5 separate regions of the Mus musculus genome follow, and regions 1, 2, 3 and 5 are each linked to region 4. A link is a contact called in ENCODE Hi-C or POLR2A ChIA-PET data. All regions are on one chromosome and are shown on one strand. The core of a region is the stretch at or near the end of the contact, and the rest is flanking DNA. Distances in the headings are between cores, read along the strand shown.

Evidence for each region. Hi-C counts contacts between places; a loop is a spot of excess contacts on that map. ChIA-PET counts read pairs that join two places held with the same protein, here RNA polymerase II (POLR2A).
Region 1: POLR2A ChIA-PET joins it to region 4 with 11 read pairs in Patski. The contact joins the promoter of H1f5 here to the promoter of H1f3 in region 4. POLR2A ChIA-PET finds 5 or more read pairs at or near these places in 3 of 5 experiments (Patski and embryonic stem cell).
Region 2: a loop to region 4 is called in a map of v-Abl transformed pro-B cells, with 3 times the contacts of the local background. The contact joins the promoter of H2bc15 here to the promoter of H1f3 in region 4. A Hi-C loop is called at or near these places in 1 of 37 maps with a recorded cell type or tissue (v-Abl transformed pro-B cells). POLR2A ChIA-PET finds 5 or more read pairs at or near these places in 3 of 5 experiments (Patski and embryonic stem cell).
Region 3: POLR2A ChIA-PET joins it to region 4 with 32 read pairs in Patski. The contact joins the promoter of H3c10 here to the promoter of H1f3 in region 4. POLR2A ChIA-PET finds 5 or more read pairs at or near these places in 2 of 5 experiments (Patski and embryonic stem cell).
Region 5: a map of T-helper 17 cell shows a loop between it and region 4 (3-fold over the local background). The contact joins the promoter of H2bc11 here to the promoter of H1f3 in region 4. A Hi-C loop is called at or near these places in 1 of 37 maps with a recorded cell type or tissue (T-helper 17 cell). POLR2A ChIA-PET finds 5 or more read pairs at or near these places in 4 of 5 experiments (Patski and embryonic stem cell).

The regions. Positions count from the first base shown.
Region 1 is chr13:21,779,252-21,781,951 of GRCm38, reverse strand. It overlaps H1f5 (H1.5 linker histone, cluster member), which reads left to right and starts at 1,327. Exons shown (of 1, transcript NM_020034.2): 1 at 1,327-2,120. The coding sequence starts at 1,398. The coding sequence ends at 2,069.
Region 2 is chr13:21,752,724-21,755,423 of GRCm38, reverse strand. It overlaps H2bc15 (H2B clustered histone 15), which reads right to left and starts at 1,348. Exons shown (of 1, transcript NM_178201.3): 1 at 871-1,348. The coding sequence starts at 1,301. The coding sequence ends at 921. It overlaps H2ac15 (H2A clustered histone 15), which reads left to right and starts at 1,512. Exons shown (of 1, transcript NM_178183.2): 1 at 1,512-2,047. The coding sequence starts at 1,597. The coding sequence ends at 1,989.
Region 3 is chr13:21,716,288-21,718,987 of GRCm38, reverse strand. It overlaps H3c10 (H3 clustered histone 10), which reads right to left and starts at 1,360. Exons shown (of 1, transcript NM_178206.2): 1 at 873-1,360. The coding sequence starts at 1,329. The coding sequence ends at 919. H2ac13 (H2A clustered histone 13) reads right to left here and starts at 2,576. Exons shown (of 1, transcript NM_178182.2): 1 at 2,129-2,576. The coding sequence starts at 2,566. The coding sequence ends at 2,174.
Region 4 is chr13:23,553,722-23,556,421 of GRCm38, reverse strand. H1f3 (H1.3 linker histone, cluster member) reads right to left here and starts at 1,390. Exons shown (of 1, transcript NM_145713.4): 1 at 615-1,390. The coding sequence starts at 1,332. The coding sequence ends at 667.
Region 5 is chr13:22,041,907-22,044,606 of GRCm38, reverse strand. It overlaps H2bc11 (H2B clustered histone 11), which reads right to left and starts at 1,409. Exons shown (of 1, transcript NM_178198.3): 1 at 949-1,409. The coding sequence starts at 1,377. The coding sequence ends at 997. It overlaps H2ac11 (H2A clustered histone 11), which reads left to right and starts at 1,658. Exons shown (of 1, transcript NM_178186.3): 1 at 1,658-2,129. The coding sequence starts at 1,680. The coding sequence ends at 2,072.

The DNA of each region.
Region 1 (2,700 bases), core at 78-2,577, 1.8 Mb after region 4:
TGTAAGCCTAGGTGTCCTGGAACTAGATTTATAGACTTCAGACTGGTCTTGAGCTCAGAGTTCCACCTGCCTCTGCCTCCCAAATTCCTGGATTAAAGATGTGTGCCAGCTTCTCCAAATCTTTGAATTTGTATAAGTATAGGTCACCCAATAGTATTCTAGAATATTGGCCTGCTTGCCATCTAAACACGCAAAAATATCAATATTGTTATTGGCTATTTACTTAAGAGTGTGGCTGTGCTGTTTGCTAAATACTTTCAAAATCTCACTGGCCATCTCATTTGAGAGCAGTGGGATCTCCCTGAAAATTTTTTGAAAGTTTTAGAATTTTTCTAATGTAAAATATTTTTTAATGTATTTTCTGTCTACAAATATCCCTAGGAAATGGTGAAAGCCCGTTTCTCAGAACCATATCTAATTTATTTTTACTTAGAAATAAGGCCATTGTCATCTGAATTTAGCAATTCCTTTTTAAGTATATGTTTTAAACCTTTCTGTGAATGAGGGTTTGCCTACCTGTATGTATGTGCATCACTTGTATGCTTGGTACTGGGCCAGTCTTGCAGAAGGTCCGAGATCCCCTGGAACAGGAGGTATAGACAGTTGCAAACTGTCCTGTGGGTGCTGGGAACTAAACCCAAACCCCAAGAGCAGCAAGTGGTAACTGCTACACCAGCAGCTCCTAAATATAATGATTTCTAATCTCCTTACTTCAAAGAAGTCGCTATCACACTGGAAATATTGCGTTCTCCATTAAAGATATCAATGCATGCGAAGTACTAGGAGCTTGAACCATTTTTAAAGAGAAATATCTAAAGTGGTTAATTTTAGTCTGGAGCCAACCAGGCACTCTAGCCTGTGTTATTTGCTACAGACACAAACAACGTTTTTGCACAAACCAAAAGAACTATTAGTTCTACTCTTGCACAAATTAAAGGCGGCATCTTTGTACAAATTCTCTTAAGTAATGTTCCTTGCATACTTCGTAAAAGTTAACAGAAATATGCAAGTAACTCTCACGATGCGCTCTGCTTGGTGGATTTTTTTGTAAACACTGGAAGGATTTTTAAAAATATTTTTAGTCAGTTGCGCGTGATTCAAAAAAGCACACACAGGTACGTGAAACCGAAGGCTGTTCTCCCTTGGAACTCCAAACTGCCAATTTCTGTGTTATTATTTTCGGCAGTAAGTAAAAATTTGGGGACTAACAAACACAATTTGGGATTGTAACCTTGAGTCGCCGCGGGCAGAGGGCGGTGGATTGGCCGCTCCACCAATCACAGCCCAGCACCGGCTTATATAAACCAGGAGCCTGAGCAAAGGAGCATCGCAAAATTTGCTCTTCGCGTTAGATTTCTTTTAGTTTTCTCGCAACTAGCAAGCTTTTTGTTCTCGCCATGTCTGAGACTGCTCCCGCTGAGACCGCGGCTCCGGCTCCTGTAGAGAAGTCTCCCGCCAAGAAGAAGACAACGAAAAAAGCTGGCGCGGCGAAGCGCAAGGCCACTGGCCCCCCGGTGTCCGAGCTCATCACTAAGGCTGTTTCTGCCTCTAAGGAGCGCGGCGGCGTGTCCCTGCCTGCCCTTAAGAAGGCACTGGCTGCTGGTGGCTACGATGTGGAGAAGAACAACAGCCGCATCAAGCTTGGGCTCAAGAGTCTGGTGAGCAAGGGTACCCTGGTGCAGACCAAGGGCACCGGCGCCTCTGGTTCCTTCAAGCTTAACAAGAAGGCGGCTTCTGGCGAGGCCAAGCCCAAGGCTAAGAAGACCGGGGCTGCCAAGGCCAAGAAGCCTGCAGGTGCTACCCCTAAAAAGCCTAAGAAGACTGCGGGGGCAAAGAAGACCGTGAAGAAAACTCCAAAGAAAGCGAAGAAGCCTGCGGCGGCTGGAGTGAAGAAAGTTGCCAAGAGTCCTAAGAAGGCCAAGGCTGCTGCCAAGCCTAAAAAAGCAGCAAAGAGCCCGGCCAAGCCCAAGGCGGTGAAGTCTAAGGCATCCAAACCTAAGGTTACCAAGCCTAAGACCGCTAAGCCTAAGGCTGCCAAGGCCAAGAAGGCTGTTTCCAAAAAGAAGTAGGTTTGCTTGCGACAGCAACAAAGCCCCAAAGGCTCTTTTCAGAGCCACCTAGAGAGCTCTGTGAATGTAGCTGTACACACTTATGCTTTCCATGGTCTGTCTCGATTGGGACAGTTAACTGGAACCCTTATCTGCCACGATTCCTGTGCTCACAATCTACAAGGTAAGACTCCGTTACGATGGCTGTTAGGTACTATGGTCACCTGGTGACCTTTGTACGTGAGCCATAACTGCACACATTCATTTCCCTACCTCCATGTGCTAGCTGGTTGAGCCTGCGTGAGTATGGAAGCACTGGTAACATTAACTTTGTTAGGGTGAAGTGAGGCTTCCACACAGTAGCCAACGCAGGGCGCGAAAAAGATCGAATTCATTGGCTGTATGCTAAAGTATCACCTAAACCAATGGTACGGTGTTTTATTACTAACTTTAAACTTGATTGGACAGTCATTTTATGACGTTTACAGATAACGCGATATTCATCGCCTTAGTTTGTCTAAAACGCAACCAGTGCGGATACCGTCCTACGCACCCCCCCCCCCCCCCACACACACACACTTTAAAAGTTTACTTTTCATCTTAATAGCTGGTGAAAGTCCGGGCCCTACTGGAAGGGCTCTTAGAAGGCGAC
Region 2 (2,700 bases), core at 99-2,598, 1.8 Mb after region 4:
ATTTTATGAAGTGCTATTGTATGTGAACCTCCTAAAACATGCCTGAAATTTATTTCAGCTGTTTTCTTCTGTATATGACATGTATTGTTAATTTATCTCGATTAATTCATTTAAAAAAATGAAGAAACATGTATCTATTTCTACTAGTTTGTCTGAAAGAATGCCATGTCCCCTAAACAAACAAACAAAAAATTCAAAACTGTTGCTTATGAGCTGGGAGTCACTAGAATACACTAATCATATAAAAATGTACCACCAAAAGAACTGGAGCGATTTCGTGTAGATTCCAGAAAGATTTAAAAATGTTTCAACTAATCTATTGCAATATTTAAACTGAAAATCCCATTAAGGTGAGAATAAGGAAACAGCAGGCAAAGGCCTGACTTTTCCTTTTAAATTTGTTCCAAGCATCAGAAACAGTGGATAAGGGAAGCACCCCAAGAATGGTGGAGAAACAAACGCCACTATCTCTGGCGCTTAAATTTGAAATTGCCCGCGCAGCACAGTAATTGGCTAATGAAGCCACTAACTGATAAGGACAAGATGAGTGTATGTTTTACTTCTGTTAAATTAATGCAAAGAGGAGGGAAAAAAGAAAGACGGCTTACAACACTGTATTCAAGAGGGTAGGAATAGGTGCTATATGTATAGGTTAAGACCAGTTAAGTTTATAGTGTGGAAGGGAACTTTCTAGTCATGAACCTCTGGAATTGACACCTTCCATAAGTCTTTAGATTTCTAAGCAATTATCTCACAAAGTGCACATCCTTCCAATAAAGTGAGTGGCTCTAAAAAGAGCCTTTGTTTCAGGAGTGAGTTAGAGGAACCCCAAAGTGAATACAGGGCAACAGCCTTTTTTAGTTGAAAGTGTGGGTGGCTCTGAAAAGAGCCTTTGGGTTAGGAGTGTGAGTTAAAGGAACTCACTTGGAGCTGGTGTACTTGGTGACAGCCTTGGTGCCCTCCGACACGGCGTGCTTGGCCAGCTCCCCGGGCAGCAGCAGGCGCACGGCCGTCTGGATCTCCCGGGATGTGATGGTCGAGCGCTTGTTGTAATGCGCCAGGCGGGACGCCTCGCTCGCGATGCGCTCGAAGATGTCGTTCACGAACGAGTTCATGATGCCCATGGCCTTGGAGGAGATGCCGGTGTCGGGGTGCACTTGCTTCAGCACCTTGTACACGTACACCGAGTAGCTCTCCTTGCGGCTGCGCTTGCGCTTCTTGCCGTCCTTCTTCTGGGCCTTGGTGACGGCCTTCTTGGACCCCTTCTTCGGGGCGGGAGCGGACTTAGCGGGTTCAGGCATGGTAGGAACTGACCAAAAGCCTAAAGATACAGAAAGAAAAGAAATGTAAAGTGTGTCTGCACAGGCTGCCTTTTAAACAAACTTGTGGCTATAGCTATCGCGAATTAGCAGTCGTCATCCACCAAATACCCAATCATAGCAAGGGCTTTTCAATGCAACTCTGTTATTGGTCTAGGTGCAATGCTTCTATGTAACCAATGAAATTCCTACTTTTTCATGCCCTGCATTGACTATAAATACTGTCAGCTTTGCCTTCAAACCACTTACTGAGCAGGCTTATATTCTAGGTTCTACCATGTCAGGAAGAGGCAAGCAGGGTGGCAAGGCTCGCGCCAAGGCCAAGACCCGCTCCTCCCGGGCCGGCCTGCAGTTCCCCGTGGGCCGCGTGCACCGGCTGCTCCGCAAAGGCAACTACTCGGAGCGCGTGGGCGCCGGCGCCCCGGTGTACCTGGCAGCCGTGCTAGAGTACCTGACGGCCGAGATCCTGGAGCTGGCGGGCAACGCGGCCCGCGACAACAAGAAGACGCGCATTATCCCGCGCCACCTGCAGCTGGCCATCCGCAACGACGAGGAGCTCAACAAGCTGCTGGGCCGCGTGACCATCGCGCAGGGCGGCGTCCTGCCCAACATCCAGGCCGTGCTGCTGCCCAAGAAGACCGAGACCCACCACAAGGCCAAGGGGAAGTGAGGCCCTTGATAGAAAGCAACCCTTTCCAACCACCAAAGGCTCTTTTCAGAGCCACCTACAAAAACACTTGGAGGAGTTGTGCTACTTTGGATCATTATTGGGCTAATGAGTGCAACACTGAGATAATGTGAACCTAACCCTAGTTTTATTAATGCCTTTAGAATTGTTGCATCCAACCTATTTATACAAGCCAGTGTGAAATTTAATTTACTGACCTATAAATACTAGTAGCTATTACTACGTTTTAATGTTTCAGGCCACGAAGTTTGCTTGTATCTTCCTGTAGTGCATTCTAGGAGGAAGAGCAAGTTACAGCTTAGGGACTACTTAGTTCCCTCAGCATTTACAGGATGACGTCTGTCGTTTTTATAAAATTTGGGAATCTGTTCAGCTTTATACCCCCTTTCAACCTTTTCTGTTACATTGCAGAAGATTTTTTTTTTTTGTAAACACCTTATAACTTACATGCAAGATAAAGGTTACCGTGGTTGCACAAACTTTTAAGGAGGCTGAGGTTAAAGAAAATGTTAAAAACAAACAAACAAAAAAACCCTCTGCTGCCAACAGACTTGCCGAAGAAATGCCGAAGATATACAATTCAGTATATTTCTATTTATTCTGAGTCAGTAGAAGAAATTAGCAGAAAAGGAACTCTAGAAAGGAAGGTTGAAGATTGATGTAGTAAATCTATTACTAGAGTTATGTTATCTG
Region 3 (2,700 bases), core at 111-2,610, 1.8 Mb after region 4:
AACTCACCTACCTTCCTTTTCAGAAGGTCACCTCCCAAGAGGGCTTTATTTTGTTTCAGGGACTAATTCCAATAGAAAGCACTATGATATTCTACCTAAAACTTATTTTGCCTTTTTGTGCCGTGGGTGTAGTAATGTGATATAGGTTGCGCAGTGTGGGTAGAGGTCCACATAGGCCTCATCACTTTTGAAGTCTTCGATTCCAAACCTGAGCCAAGGGATAAGTTAGCTAACTAGTCTTTGGTATCTATTTAGGCCTCTGTTGTGTTGGTGTTACAGGAAGACACATGATTGCTAGGGAGTAGACCTTCTCTTGCAAAGTGACAGGAATGGTGCATAGGTCACTGGGCCATAAAAAGCTGAACACTTTGGTGAAAAGGAAATGTTAGAATTATAGGCAGCCCTCATAGGCCAAGAAGCTGGTTGTAGCACTTTGGGTTGTTCTGGGCTATACGTCTTCCCTATGGTTTTCTTCATGTTTCTCCACCCATCCAACCATTTAACCAGGGGACTTCTGGTATACAAAACTAACTCAGGTTCTCTTGGGACTGGATAGCTGAGCAGTTAAAATGCTTCCAGCAATTCCATGTATAAGACATAGGAAACCATGAATTTAAGTGCCTATAATTGACTCCGCCGGCCTTATATTGCTGGCAAAATAATTAAAAATCCTTCAAGAAACCGAACAGTAAGTGCATTTGGGGAAATTAGAGGTAATGTTCAGTTTAAGTATATTGGATTTTGCAGAATACTCACCAACTTAAGACACTCTAAAGAGCATCCCTCAGCTAAGAAAAACTGTTAGAACCTGGCTACCGTTCCAAGAAAAAACTCCAATTGGCCTATAAGTCAACAGCACCTTTGTGTAGGTTTGGGTGGCTCTGAAAAGAGCCTTTGAAAAACACAGAAAGACGAACTTTAAGCCCTCTCCCCGCGGATGCGGCGGGCCAGCTGGATGTCCTTGGGCATGATGGTGACACGCTTGGCGTGGATGGCGCACAGGTTGGTGTCCTCAAACAGACCCACGAGGTAGGCCTCACAGGCCTCCTGCAGAGCCATGACGGCCGAGCTCTGGAAGCGCAGGTCGGTCTTGAAGTCCTGCGCGATCTCGCGCACCAGGCGCTGGAACGGCAGCTTGCGGATCAGCAGCTCGGTCGACTTCTGGTAGCGCCGGATCTCGCGCAGCGCCACGGTGCCGGGACGGTAGCGGTGAGGCTTCTTCACGCCGCCGGTGGCCGGGGCGCTCTTGCGGGCGGCCTTGGTGGCCAGCTGCTTGCGCGGGGCCTTGCCGCCGGTGGACTTGCGAGCGGTCTGCTTAGTACGAGCCATGGTAACACCCGAGCTTCCAAAGCAAAGTGATGGAGGGAAAGCTTCAACCACCAAAATTTATACAGACGGCCGAGTTCTGATTGGTCAAAATGGCTGCCAGATCAACTTAATTGGCTGGTGAGTCCTTTTGTTTTCGCAGTCTGAACATGGTTTAACCAAGTGTGCAATTTCCTCATTGAAAAGAAAATCCCGCCGCAGGTTCGTTTAAATCAATGTAATTTTTATTAAAAGCACTTTTCTTACTTTCTTTTTCCTACTTCAGATTAAATGAAAAGATGTGTAAAAGGTAGGTAGTGACTTTAAAAAGAGGCTCTAAGAACATTGACCCCCTGGAATTCAATTTGCCGAACGAGGTGTGTGTGTAGGGGGGAGGGTGTCTAGGGGAAATGTTTTTAGCTGTGATACCACCAAATGCTTTAACATCCTTTGCTGATTTTGACTTTGCCAAATGGCAGGACTTGTCAATCATGCACATAAACAGGATTCAAGTGAGGATTGATTGTACAGTGATTAGTTGTTTATCAGCATATGTGCTGATAAAGGAACATTTCAAGACAATTCTTTGTGCAGTCCGGTCTGTCCTGGAACTCGTCCTGCAGAGTAGGCTGGCCTGGAGTTCAAGATGTGTCTGTTTTATGTACTAGGTCCGAGGTTGGGTGCCTGCCTTCCAAAAACCAATATACTCTTAGCTAAGGTTAGGGGGTTGAACTAACCACAAGCCAGGGAAAACTAGGAGAGGTAATACACGTATTTCCCACAATGCACTATCCCAGTAGTGTTTAGGTCTCTTTGGAGAAAGTGAGTGGCTCTGAAAAGAGCCTTTGGTGATTCGTAATGTTTGGTTTCACTTCCCCTTGGCCTTGTGGTGGCTCTCGGTCTTCTTGGGCAGCAGCACGGCCTGGATGTTGGGCAGGACGCCGCCCTGCGCGATGGTCACGCGGCCCAGCAGCTTGTTGAGCTCCTCGTCGTTGCGGATGGCCAGCTGCAGGTGGCGCGGGATGATGCGCGTCTTCTTGTTGTCGCGGGCCGCGTTGCCCGCCAGCTCCAGGATCTCGGCCGTCAGGTACTCCAGCACGGCCGCCAGGTACACCGGGGCGCCGGCGCCCACGCGCTCCGAGTAGTTGCCCTTGCGGAGCAGCCGGTGCACGCGGCCCACGGGGAACTGCAGGCCGGCCCGGGAGGAGCGAGTCTTGGCCTTGGCGCGAGCCTTGCCGCCCTGCTTGCCGCGTCCAGACATAACTCAGCTGTAGATAACCACCGCAGTAAGAAGCAAAAACGGTATACGCATAGTATATATAGTCAAGGCTGGACGCGAAAACGGAGAGATTTCATTGGTTACACATTGGTTACCAATGGCGCCCTGGTTTTGAA
Region 4 (2,700 bases), core at 141-2,640:
TGATCAGTGCCTAAAAACTGCGAAGGTGGCTAAGTTTGGAGGAAATAGGAGCGCTTTCAATTTCTCGGAAAACACAATTAAAAATTCTTAGGACGGAATTCCAGAGCTCTGAAGTGAACAAAGGGGCGGGGACAGAGAAAAAACGCCAGCGTCCCAGTACGTAAATGTAAATCTTAATATCACAATCTCTGATTGGTGCAACACCCATGACTGAAAGTACGGCTTGATTGGTTAATTCTCAAAACCACCTTGTGTAGCCGGATTGGAAAACTTAAAACAGAGGCTCCAGCCTGTAGCCACTATTGTGAGAGTAGCTTCCTAGAGAACCCCCCTAATGCCTTATCACGCCTAGGCGACATTAGAAAGGACTTCCCGCCAAACTCTTGGAATATGAACACGTGTGTGGAGCACACACAGAAGCAAAAAACTGCCGGCCAGAAGTCCAGCTAGAGCTGAAAATGATACAATCTATCGCTCAACTAGAGTTTATAGATGCTCCTAAATGTACCCATAACAAAGTGCACAGAATTGATCTGCTTCGGAACACATAGCCAGAGTCAGCGGACATACCATGAGAAAACCAGAAAAAGGCTCAGCTCTTTTGAATGAGGTTGTGGGTGGCTCTGAAAAGAGCCGTTTGAGATTTTCAAAGCAGGACGCACCACTCTACTTCTTGCGAGGGGCAGCCTTCTTTGCCTTGGTGGCCTTCGGCTTAGAAGCTTTAGGCTTGGAAGCCTTAGCCTTGGGAGCCTTGGCCTTGGCTGGACTCTTTGCTGCCTTCTTGGGCTTAGCAGCCTTCACCTTCTTGGGACTCTTGGAAACTTTCTTGGCGCCGGCAGCCGCCGCAGGCTTCTTCGCCTTCTTCGGAGTCTTCTTGGCCGTCTTTTTGGGTGTGGCAGCACCAGTCGCCTTCTTAGGCTTCTTGGCTGCTCCCGCAGGCTTCTTGGCCTTGGCCGCGCCTGCCTTCTTAGCCTTGGGCTTAGCCTCACCGGAAGCCGCCTTCTTGTTGAGTTTGAAGGAGCCGGAGGCGCCGGTGCCCTTGGTCTGCACCAGGGTACCCTTGCTCACCAGGCTCTTCAGCCCGAGCTTGATGCGGCTGTTGTTCTTCTCCACATCGTACCCCGCGGCCGCCAGCGCCTTCTTGAGCGCAGCCAGGGACACGCCGCTGCGCTCCTTGGAGGCGGCCACAGCCTTGGTGATGAGCTCGGACACCGGGGGTCCGGACGCCTTGCGCTTCCCAGCAGCGGCGCCGGTCTTCTTCGCCTTCTTCTTCACAGGTGTCTTCTCCACAGGTGCAGGGGCAGCAGGCGCCGCGGGAGCGGTCTCGGACATGTTCTAAGCTTTACTAGTAAAGCAAAAAGTAAGCACAAACAGTCAGAGAAGGTTGTTCCCAGTGCTGCAGGCTCTGGGTTTATATAGAGAGAAGCTGCGTGGTGATTGGTTCCCTGCGCCGTGCGCCGTGCGCCGCGTTGCCAGAGAAAGGATCTTCAGCTTTGCCTTGTGGCTGTGTTTGTTGCCCCTCAAAAAAGTATAAAAATATAAAAAATATGGGCACGAAATAATTAGGGACTTGGGGGAAACTGATCCGAGAGCCTGTAGGCTACATTCTTGCCTTAATTTGTGCACCTATGTTCAAAATCGGCACCCTGAAACTTCTCTGATTGCCCCAACTCTCTTTCAAACTTGACGAAAATTGGGACAACTTTAAGGTTTTCCTTAAAAATACTACTTCTCTCGCGGTCATTAGCAAACTTTTGTTTCAGGACATGGTTCCTCACATTCTTATCATTTCAGGACTCTATGAAATAACTTGTTTTCACGGAAATACATAGGGAAATTTGAGTTTTTCGAGAAAGCAACAACACAAGCTTCCAGGGCTATCTGCACCAAGCTGTAGGAATTGGCACTAGATGGGAAAGCAGTGCATACCGGGGGAATGATTATTGTAGAAAATATCGATTGGATTTTTTAATGATATTTGAGATACCAGTGTGTAATTCCCCTTCGGTTTTCCTGTTTTAGTGATTTAGCCATTTTCTGGAGACGTGATGAGTCTGTGCCATCCCTATTGTAGATCAAAAGCTGAAAGCACATATTTTTCAGATTTGATAGAGAAATGTACACCAACTATCACATGTACAGAAAAAAGATACCTAGGTCAAGAAGGAACAGAAGTTTAGCAACTGGGAGCTGAAGAACAGTGAGATATAACCTGACTTAGCAACTCACTCCGTGTTTAGAGTACAAAGTTTACAGCTGTGTTATATGCCGTGTTTCAGGACCTGTGTTATGCAGCTGTTTCCCCTTGCCAACACTTATCACAACAGTTTTCTGCATATTTCCAGTTTTAAAATGATTTGAATTTCATTATTAAAAACAAGCAGAATGTGAAAGAAAATCTGTTTTTTAATTTCCATGATAGCTGCTGACCTCATTACATATATTACATATATAATATAGTCTGTCACAAACAAAAGAATTAGCAGGTGGTATCCACCAAAGGACTTAAACATTTCATAGTCAGTTATCATTATGATAACTGCAGCAAGAATAAAGTTTCTGGAAAAGGGATCAACCATGGGACTACAAACTTGAAACCATAAGAAGCTTCACTCATTCCCACTCATGACTGTGGAGGCTAATATCACAAATGTGGTTTTGGTCTTAACTCCAAAATATAATTACATCCTGAAAAACAGC
Region 5 (2,700 bases), core at 160-2,659, 1.5 Mb after region 4:
TTGGTTGAGTTTCCCCAAGATGTCATTTGAAGGTGTTAGGGTTATCCTGGGGATAGGGCCTTGAACTCAGAGTCATTGTTTGTTCAAGTCTTTTTTTAACCAAGGTTGTGCCTAACCTGGAAGTCTGACTAGAGTTTAGTATAGAAGTTGAAAACCCTAAATGACATATATTCCATCACCAAGTAAGTAAAGGACAAGAGACATTGGAGTCTGCTGGGAAGACTCTGACATATGCAGTTAGACTCTAGCTAATCCAAACTGTGTTATCCTAAATGGCCACAAGATGGAGACATATCTTTTCAACTAATCTTCAACTAAATGGAAAAATCTGACAACTCTTCCCTGGAGCCAACAGTTCCTTTTAGCTCTCCTTTTTGTGATACCCAGACACTGAGCTACAAGATTTGAGACTACACTGCTGGACTTAACCTAGAACATTGAGCAGTTATTTAGATTATTTAGAAATGTGCTTATTGACAAAAAGAGAAGCTGTTCATTACTGAGACTGGATCTATTCCACTTTAAAGGGGTAGGTTTGGCTCGGGGAGACAAATTGAAGTATAACTGATGAAAAAATGTGGTATCCAAGTATCCATTACATTCTTCAGCAATTACCATCCACTTCCTATAGTCGTTACTAATGGCTTACTGAATTAGGAGTCTAAAGACACTCAGTTGAGTTATATGAAATCCTAATAGCATCTGAAAATTCATTGAGCTTCCTGTTCAGTTTATGGATAGTACAGGCATATCCTTCTCAGGAATAGAGTACTATGTTTAATGGTCTAGGGGTAACAACTACCAACTAAAATTAAAGGACAAAAAAAAAAATTACTGTAATGCAAAGTAACTACCCTGTATACCAGTATTCAGATACCAACCTGGCTGTGGTCAAACGCCAAAAACATAAGTTAGCAGTAGACATGCAGCAGCTCTCTTTAAAAATTGTGCGTGGCTCTGAAAAGAGCCTTTGGATTTGGTGTCAGCCTGGAGCGCTCACTTGGAGCTGGTGTACTTGGTGACGGCCTTGGTGCCCTCCGACACCGCGTGCTTGGCCAGCTCCCCGGGCAGCAGCAGGCGCACGGCCGTCTGGATCTCCCGGGACGTGATGGTCGAGCGCTTGTTGTAATGCGCCAGGCGGGACGCCTCGCTCGCGATGCGCTCGAAGATGTCGTTCACGAACGAGTTCATGATGCCCATGGCCTTGGAGGAGATACCGGTGTCGGGGTGCACTTGCTTCAGCACCTTGTAGACGTACACCGAGTAGCTCTCCTTGCGGCTGCGCTTGCGCTTCTTGCCGTCCTTCTTCTGGGCCTTGGTGACGGCCTTCTTGGAGCCCTTCTTCGGGGCGGGAGCGGACTTCGCAGGCTCAGGCATAGTGAAGCAGGACCTCTACGTAGAGCTATACCACAGAAGCTGATCGGCTCTTCCCTTTTAAAGAGGCCTTATTCAAATAAAGCTTAGGAAAGCAAAATGATGATTGGGTGATTGGTTTGATGACGTCATATAGGCTTTGGCCCAATCAAAATACTTGTTGCTATAATCGCTTTCCATTGGTCTAGATGAAAAGAACGCAGCCAATCCCGAACGTTCCTTTTCGCGCCCAGAGAAAACTATAAGGACCAAGCTCTTGCTCTTTGGGAACGTACAGTTGTCACTAAGGCTGTTTAATCTTTACAATGTCTGGACGCGGCAAACAGGGCGGCAAGGCTCGCGCCAAGGCCAAGACCCGCTCCTCCCGGGCCGGCCTGCAGTTCCCCGTGGGCCGCGTGCACCGGCTGCTCCGCAAGGGCAACTACTCGGAGCGCGTGGGCGCCGGCGCCCCGGTCTACCTGGCGGCCGTGCTGGAGTACCTGACGGCCGAGATCCTGGAGCTGGCGGGCAACGCGGCCCGCGACAACAAGAAGACGCGCATCATCCCGCGCCACCTGCAGCTGGCCATCCGCAACGACGAGGAGCTCAACAAGCTGCTGGGCCGCGTGACCATCGCGCAGGGCGGCGTCCTGCCCAACATCCAGGCCGTGCTGCTGCCCAAGAAGACCGAGAGCCACCACAAGGCCAAGGGGAAATAAAACCCTTTATACAAAGCACTGTTGATCGCCAACAAAGGCTCTTTTCAGAGCCACCTAACCTTTCCTAACAAGGGCTTAGCACTTAGCTTTCTGGAAAGGAATTGAACAGACTCACGGGCATAGCGCCGTAGGTTTCCTTTTTAGCAAGTTAGGCTAAATTCCAGTTTGTCATTAGTAACTTGTTTTTGCACTGAATGGAATGGAATGGAATTAGAATGAAAACATTTTGTGGCCGTCTATAGTTAATGAGCCAGCGTCTATATTCATAAAGTCAGTGCACAAGGAAAACTAGGCCACCACATCTTTGGCACTGGTTTGGGCGGGCTGTCCCTAGAGACTCAATATTAAGTCACTAAGTAGGATTAGGCCTTAGGTTTCTTAAAGGAGAGGGTTTGTATAGTGTGCATCTCAGCAAGTAGAGTCACTTTTCCCTTGTGTCCTGTAGAGCCATCCTCTACCTCCCGTGTAGTTTTAACATTGTAAACCTCAGGTAAATACACTGTAAAATCTGGTTTCTTTGAGACTTCTAACTGGAGTTCCTCCAGCATTTATAATCTTTTGTTACCTTAAATACATAATTTTGTTTAGTTTTCCTGTGCTAGAATTATTTCTGGACCTGTGTGACTTA